Regions from separate parts of the Homo sapiens genome. Here region 1 is linked to region 2. A link is a contact called in ENCODE Hi-C data. All regions are on one chromosome and are shown on one strand. Each heading gives the region's core, a stretch centred on a gene start or an enhancer-like site at or near the end of the contact. The rest is flanking DNA. Distances are from core to core; before and after follow the strand shown. Region 1 overlaps CEP128 (centrosomal protein 128). Region 2 overlaps CEP128 (centrosomal protein 128).

Region 1 (4,211 bases), core at 1,503-4,002, 350 kb after region 2:
AAAGGTTGATTATTAAATTATTCAAGGAGATAAAAAGGAAAGGTGAAAACCAACATAAAGAAATTAATGAAACAATTCAGGACATGAATGAAAAATGTTCTAAAGAGACAGACATTGTAAAGAAAAACAAACCAGAACTTTTGGAAGTGAAAGACACATTTAGGGAACTACAAAATGCAGCGAAAAATCTTAACAGTAGACTAGACCAAGAAGAAAAAAGAATTTCAGAGCTCGAAAACAAGGCTTTCTAAGTAACCCAATCAGACAAAAATAAAGAAAGAAGAATGAATAGATATGAAGAAAATCTCCAAGAAATATGGAATTATGTAAAATGGCCAAACCTAAGAATCACAGGCGTTCCTGAGAAAGAAGGTAGATCCCTGTCACTCTCCATATACATAATTAACTCGAGATGGATTAAAGATTTAAATCTAAGACCTAAACCTATAAAAAATTTAAGAAGAAAACCTAGGAAAAACTCTTCTGGACATTGGCCTAGGCAACAAATTTATGACTAAGACCACAAATGCAAATGCAACAAAAACAAAAATAAATGGGACCTAATTAAACTAAAAAGTTTCTGCACAGCAAAAGAAATAATCATCAGAGCAAACAACCTACAGGATGGGAGAAAATACTTGCAAATTATATATCCAACAAAGGGCTAATATCCAGAATCTACAAGGAACTCAAACATATCAGAAAAAAAAAAGTAATCCTATTAAAAAGTGGGCAAATGACATAAACAGACAGTTCTCAAAAGAAGATATACAAATGGCCAACAAACATGAAAAAAAATGATCAACATCACTAATCAGAGAAATCCAAATGAAAGCCACAATAAGATACCATCTTATCCCAGCAGAATGGCCATTATTAAAATGTCAAACAACAATAGATATTGGTGTGGATGTAATGAAATGAGAATGCTTATACACTACTGATGGAAATGTAAATCAGTACAACCTCTATGGAAAATAGTATGGAGATTTCTCAAAGAACTAAAAGTAGATCTATCATTTGAATCAGGAATCCCACTACAGGGTATCTACCCAAAGGAAAATAAGTCACTATGTCAAAAAGACATCTGCACATCTATGTTTGTCACAGCACAATTCACAATTGCAACGATATGGAATCAACCTAAGTGCCCATCAACTGATGAGTGCATAAGGAAAATGTGGTATATATGTATACCATGGAATACTACTCAGCCATAAAGAAGAACAAAATAATGTATTTTGCAGCAACTTGGTTAGAACTGGAGGCTATTATTCTAAGTAACTCAGAAATCAAAAGCCAACTATTTCATGTTCTCACTTACAAGTGGGAGCTAAGCTATGAGTACACAAAGACATACAGAGTGGTAGAGTGGACACTGGAGACTTGGAAGGGGGCAGTGTGAGAGGGGGTTGAGGGATGAAAAACTACCTATTGGGTACAATGTACACTACTCAGGTGACAGGTGCCTAAAATCCCAGACTTCACCACTATACGATTCATCCATGTAACCAAAAACCACTTACATCCTAAAGCAGGGGTCTCCAGCCATGAGCCAAGGACCACTACCAGTCCGTGGCCTGTTAGGAACCGGGATGCAGAGCAGCAGGTGAACAGCGGGTGGGTGAGCAAAGTTTCATCTGTATTTACAGCTGCCCCCTTCACTTGCATTACCACCTGAGCTCCACTTTCTGTCAGATCAGCGGTGGCATTAGATTGTCCTAGGAGCACAAGCTCTACTGTGAACTGTACATGCAAGGGATCTAGGTTGTGTGTTCCTTATGAGAATCTAATGTCTGATGACCTGAGGTGGAGCTGAGGTGGTGATTCTAGTGCTGGGAGCAGCTACAAATACAAATTAACATTAGCAGAGAGGTTTGACTGCCCAGAGACCGTAGTAAATCTACTGCTTGCAGACTCATATCAAAACCCTATCAGTGAGTGGCAAGTGACAAGCTGCATCTGGCGGCAGGCTTTAAGTCAGGATCTGATACTTCAGTCCGCACATGGCCCGCCCATTATTTTATTTACCACTTCTGTCCATACCTCTTTCCTGCACTATGCACTTGTCTCAGTCACTGTTTTGGTAAGCCCGCAAGCTACCCCTAGCCAAAATGAGTAAAAAACAAATGTCACTGGAGAGCTTCTTTGAAAAGGGGGAAAGATCCAATGATGGGACAGCAGAAGATGCTAAAAGTGCCAACAAGAAGAAAACTCCATTTAAAAAAATTACCAAGAGTCCTCCTTAAATTAAGAGTTCATTGCAACAGGTGATTCGCCTTCTCCAAGCCTGCTTTGTGTATGTGATGACCAGCTATGCAATAAAGCCACGAAACCTTCAAAACTGCTTCACCACATGGAGACCATGCACACTGCATTAAAAGACAAGCCTCTGGAGTTTTTCAAAAGAAAAAAACATGAACACAAAGAACAGAAGCAATTATTGAAGGCCACCACTTCATCAAATGCATCTGTACTGCGAGCATCATTCTCAGTGGCTAACCACATTGCTAAAGCTAAGAAGTCCTTTACTATTGGTGAAGAGTTGACCTGCTTGCTGCTAAGGACATTTGTCATGAACTTTTAGGAGAGGTTGCAGTTCAAAAGGTGGCACGTGTTCCTCTTTTGGCTAGCACTATAACTAGATGAATGATGAAATAACAGAGGATAGTGAGGTACAACTGTTAAAGAGGATTAATGAGTCATCGTGGTATGCAATCCAGGTTGATGAGCCTGTCAATGTTGACGATAAGGCAAGAATGCTTGTTTTTATGTGATATATTTTTCAGGAGGATGTGCATGAGGATACGATATGCGTACTTTTGTTGCCAACCAACACCACAGCTGCAGAACTATTAAAGTCTTTGAATGATTACCTAACAGGAAAACCACATTGGTCATTTTGTGTTGGTATGTGCACAGACGAAGCAGCTGCCATGACTGAACGGCTTGCTGGTTTCACTACTCAAGTCAAAGAGGGTGCTTCTGAATATGAGTCTATGCACTGTGTCATCCATGGAGAAATGCTGGGTAGCTGAACAATGTCACCTGAACCTAACAACGTTTTGCAGGATGTGATTAAAATTATCAGCCACATTAAAGTACATGCCCTTAACTCATGTCTGTTCTTGCAGCTCTGTGAGGAGATGCAGAGCACACACATCATCTCTTATACACAGAAGTGAGATGGCTTTCTAAAGGTAGATCACTGGCCAGAGATTTTGAGTTACAACAGCTGCTCCAGAGAGTTCTTTTAGAAATACAGTCACTACTGGCAGCACATTTCAGTGACACAGAATGGGTTGTAAAACTTGTTTACTTGTGTGACTGACATATTCAAATTCAACCTGCTCCACAAACTCAACCTGTCACTTCACGGGAAAACGACAACTGTGTTCAAGTCAGCAGATAAAGTGGATGCATTCAGAGAAAACTAGAATTATGGGGGCAACCAGTGAACATTGGGATTTTTGACATGTTTCAAATATTAGCAGAGATTTTGAAAGAGACTGAGCCAGGGCCTTCTTTCTCCCAGCTGGTGTATGATCATCTATCTCAGCTTTCAAAGGAGTTTGAGTATTACTTCCTAATATAGTCTGGCTGTGTCTCCACCCAAATCTCATCTTGAATTGTAGTTCTCGTAATCCCCATGTGTCGTGGGAGAGACTGGTGGGAGGTAATTGACTCATAGGGGCAGTTACCCCCATGCTGTTCTCATGATAGTAGTGAGTTCTCACAAGATCTGATGGTTTTATAAGGGGCTTTTCCTCCTTCACCTGGCACTTCTCTCTCCTGATGCCATGTGAAGAAGGATGTGTTTGCATCCCTTCCACCACGATTGTAGGTTTCCTGAGGCCTCCGCAGCCATGCGGAACTATGGGTCAATTAAACCTCTTTCCTTTATAAATTACCCAGTCTCGGGTATTTCTTCATAGCAGCATGAGAATGGACCAACATACTTCTCAACCATAAAAGATCCCCAAATTGGGAAGAAATGGTTCCGCAACCCACTTGTAAATAAACCAGGTGAATCAACTTTGTCCATGCTAGAAGAGGATCAACTTCCTGAGATTGCAAATGACTCTGGCCTTAAAAGTATGTCTGAGACAACTTCAAACCTCTATATGTTCTGGATTTAAGTCAAGGCAAAATATCCTGAGATTGCCTTGTGCACCAAAAAGCCTGCTTCCATTTCCAACATCTTATCTTTG
Region 2 (4,304 bases), core at 303-2,802:
GTATTGAACCTTCTTATCTCTATTCAGAAACCTAGAAGAACTTTCTAGTCCACCTTAAAATGTTTCATCCTACAACAAATATATGAAGACATGAGACTCAAAGAAATGCAAATGGTTTGGCTGAGATCACCTAGTTAGTACAAAGCCACTTCTACAGCTTTGCTCTCCTATCATCCTGCTCTGTCTAATCATGCTCTCATTTGTACCTCTCAATACTTAATTGCACCCTTCTTCATACTGATTTAAAAATAAAATACACACTTGTCTGTATTCTTCTGACCTGCTTTAAAAGTTCCCTGAATCAGGGCGTCCGTGACATTTTTTTTTTTTTTTTTTTTTTGTTTGACAGCGTCTCATCCGATGCCCAGACTGGAGTGCAGTGGCGCCATCTCGGCTCACTGAAACCTCCACCTCCTGGGTTCAAGCGATTCTCCTGCCTCAGCCTCCTCAGTAGCTGGATTACAGGTGCCAGCCAGCACGCCTGGCTACTTTTTACATTTTCAGTAGAGACGGGGTTTTACCATGTTAGATGGGCTGGTCTTGAACTCCTGACCTCAAGTGATCCGCCCGCCTCGGCCTCCCAAAGTGCTGAGATTACAGGTGTGAGCCACTGCCTCTGGCCCATCCATATTTTACATCCATGTTCTCCTTAACTACTGCCTTTCTATCTTTGATATTTAACTTATATCCCCAAAATTGCTCACTCCACCCACACCATTGCTGTATGCCACTGCTCACTCGTTAGGTGCATTGTTCAAGCACATGCATTTGGAATGATGAACACGGTTATTAACCTGTGCTGATGAAATATGGCTACTGGGCATCGCTGAGAAGCACCACTCTATGCAAACAGACAAAACACAAGAGAATATAGGTGAGACCCCTAGATAGTTAAAGTGACTTAATACTGTGATAACAGCGTGATTAGTATCTTTCATTATAATGAACAATCTTGTTGTTTGTTCTTATCAGCATGGAAAGAGCTGAAGGGCTGCTCTGCTCTTCTTATCAGCATTGAAAGAGCTGAAGGTCTGCTCTACTCTTCTTATCAGCATGGAAAGAGCTAAAGGGCTGCTCTGCTCCCTTGCTCACCACTGACATGTTCGTGTTTTCTTTTATTACTCTCTGGTTTGCTGTTCCATACAAATAGCAACTCAACTACCATGTAAATTGCTGTGGTGAAATTTGCTTCCATCAACATTAGTTAATGAAAGATCTTTGGTAAAAAGGGCAGCAGCCCTGTGTATTTTCCTTGGATTGGTTCCAATTTTTTAAATGAGCTGATACTCACTCATTATGACATAAAGTCATTAGAGGGAGAAAAAGCCATATAAAAAAGCAGAACATCATGGATGAGAATTGGATGATCCAGCTGTCCTGTTTTGTTTTGTTTCTGCTTTACATTTCTCTGGAACACTTAGGGTTAATATATCACGACCAAGTTTTTGGCTAAGATAGTTTTATATCTCTTCCTCTGCAGTCTTTGCAACCAGTGATCTGGCTGTTTAAGGAGGTTTGACACTTTTTAATGTTGATTTTGGTTTCTGGTAGCCAAGAAGCAGATAGATTGTTTGTTTATTTTTCAAAGGTGAGTCATGTCCAGGTGTGTATGAGCAATTACACCCATCTAGTAACTTGAACCTTCCTAGGGAGACTGAAGATCAAATTGAGAAATGACTATATTTTTCTTTAACCATTCCTATAAAATGCCTCATCCATATTACAACTAAGCCCAACTGATAATGGAGAGAAAGTTATAGAAACAGAGGCTTCTGACACAGCAACATTTATAACAACAGCACTGGACAGAGTAACATTGGCAGCAGAATATGTTGAGTTACTGATTGCAGTTTAGAGAAAAGCATTTAGCTCTGGCTCTTGTAACTTACTATAATTCAGTGCTCCTGTCCAGTGTTACTCTGTGTGTCTCGACATTTACCAAACACAATAGATAATGCAAATTCTCAAAATAATTCAATATTTTATTAAAAAGTAAATTTATGATATTTCTATTTGTGAACAGATTCATATATTTAAATATATTCATATATTTGATTCATAATTTCATATAACAAAATTCATCAGATAAAGCAGCACATTACAACCCTTATGAGCCTATAAATGATGGACTTAGCCTTCTATTATTCCATTCCAGATACTCAAGACATTAGCTACATGCCAGAGATAACGGGTCAGTTTCTCTTTTTCTTCCTTAGCTACCCAGTTATTGGAATCATTGACATTTTAGAGACAAGAGAACACAGAAATAATCTAATCCTAGGGTTGCTTTTTTTTTTCCTAAAGAAGTACAATTCTGTCTTATAAGGGAAATCATATATACTTTCTAATGTAAATTATAAATAGGTAATTTAAAAAGCTGAGAAGGAGCTGCTTTTAAGGAAACAGAAGTGGAGGGCCTGGGGGCCAGCCCACCAAGCTCCTTCCTATCCTTGGGCAGACCCCTGTGGTGGCATGGTGAAGCTGCAAAGCTCCAAATTATCCTCACTGAAAGCTACTGATCTAATCTAGTGTCCTGGGGTTACACAGTGGAGGACTGAGTTCCGAGATCAAATGCCTCTGTCAATGTCACATAGCTAGTTAATGGTGTATCAATCTGAGCCCAGGGCTTTTGAATTGGACCAGGGTCCAGTACTTTTTTTTTCTTTACACAAAAGTGACTGCCCTGCTTTGACTTTCAAGATTTGTATTGAAATGACACAGTATTCCAATGCCTATATATTTTCTAATGCCTCTCCAAACAGAAACAAAAGAAAACTTCATTAAAGCACTTGTGTAACATCGACAATCTGTGGGAAGACCCACAGTTACCAACTGTCCACGTTAAAATTCCTCAGTTTTGGGAGATGACGTCCAAAAATATGGCTATGATGGAAAGCAAATACCTAGACACTTGAGAAGGCAGTTGTTTCAGCAAGATATATTCAATATACAGCACACAGAAGATTTCACAAAATCAAACAGCAACACAAAATCTGTTTCAATGAATGACAGTTTCTCAGCTTAATATAACATTTACCAGCAAACATTTTTCCTATTTTATTATACTAGTAAAGAAAAATTGAATAAAGGTATAACAATATGACTATATTAGCTCAAATACCTAAACAACAATCAAATGTGTTGGGCTTTCAGTTAATATATGTAAAACATTTAAAATAGTGCTTGGTATATAAGAAGCATTATATACGTATTAGCTCTCAGTATTTTTTTTTTAAATCACCCTTAAATATCTCTGCTAAAATCAGGAAAATGTGCAAAACAAACAGTTGTAATTTAAAACAAACAAACAAAAAAGGCCTATTAGTAAACTGCTTTTAGACATCATCCATTATAAGTAGCTACATTATTTAGAACTCTGCCATATCTACTGCCACCCACTGGTACATATCTGGATATACCGCAATGAGTTAAGAGTTTTCTCATCCGGCCTTACCACAGAAAACACACAGGTTAAAATGAAGAACAACATTCAAAAAGTATGGCTATCCCTTGTGGTTTGTCTCAGACACTGAAACAACATGCTGGTCTACAGATGGAGCCCAATTGGTCCAATAAATGAAAGGTTTACAGTTCACTGTCTGTCTTGGGTATGTGGTAAAACATCCAAATACAGGTACTCATGTTTTTCTTTGATGTTAATTCATTTCTGGTGAAACTTTCCACTTCGACAACCTTAGAGATTTAAAACCACTTGCCACAAAACTGTCACAGTACAGAAAATAGCATAATAATCTACCCCATTCCACCTCATGCTTGAGTCTGGCACTGAGAAACATCCTGATATAGAATGAAAGTTCTGACTCAGTCAACTATTAAGTTTTCTGTCATTTCTATTGGTAACATGAGCAGAGAAAGTAAGAACATATTCAGTAGGAAACACATCACTGTTCTAAATTGGCCTATGGGCTGTCTTGGCCAAAATGAGAAAGAGAAGTTTATGATCCATTGTAAACATTATTTCAAGAATAAGTTTCATATGCTGAAATCCAGGCATAAAATCATTTTTCTCCCCACATGTACTCTGCATTACACTCACATAATGGGAAGTTTGCTTTCATTTAAATTAATTGGGCTGGGAGAAAGTTTATCCTATGCTCTGTTCTTGTTCTAGACTCATAAGGTCAACTGGGTATACATTTTGGGGCTCAGAGAAGTGCTGGGTATTTGACTTACTCTTTGATCACCTCTTCTTTACAGAAGCTACAAAAGTTTGTGCTGGTTTCTTGAGGTACCTACTACTGAACCAGATCTACGCTTCTTAGGCCTTGTAGATTCCTGGGTCT

What was found. A loop is a pair of places that touch in the nucleus more often than their neighbours do. Pooled maps may share reads with other maps.
Region 1: a loop to region 2 is called in a map of GM12878, with 11 times the contacts of the local background. The contact joins two enhancer-like sites. A Hi-C loop is called at or near these places in 1 of 168 maps with a recorded cell type or tissue (GM12878), 17 of 37 single-sample maps with no recorded cell type and 16 of 50 pooled maps.

Annotation. Positions count from the first base shown.
Region 1 is chr14:80,928,324-80,932,534 of GRCh38, forward strand. All of the region lies in intron 2 of CEP128 (centrosomal protein 128), which reads right to left. Among named protein-coding and RNA genes, the nearest start is that of CEP128, 11 kb to the right of the region's middle. RefSeq lists enhancers at 2,585-2,714, 2,735-2,804, 3,615-3,664. Within about 2 kb of position 2,753, at least 7 of the 41 ENCODE cell types and tissues checked have a DNase peak (open chromatin) inside an H3K27ac peak, as active enhancers do.
Region 2 is chr14:80,583,824-80,588,127 of GRCh38, forward strand. All of the region lies in intron 19 of CEP128 (centrosomal protein 128), which reads right to left. Among named protein-coding and RNA genes, the nearest start is that of CEP128, 360 kb to the right of the region's middle. Within about 2 kb of position 1,553, at least 3 of the 41 ENCODE cell types and tissues checked have a DNase peak (open chromatin) inside an H3K27ac peak, as active enhancers do.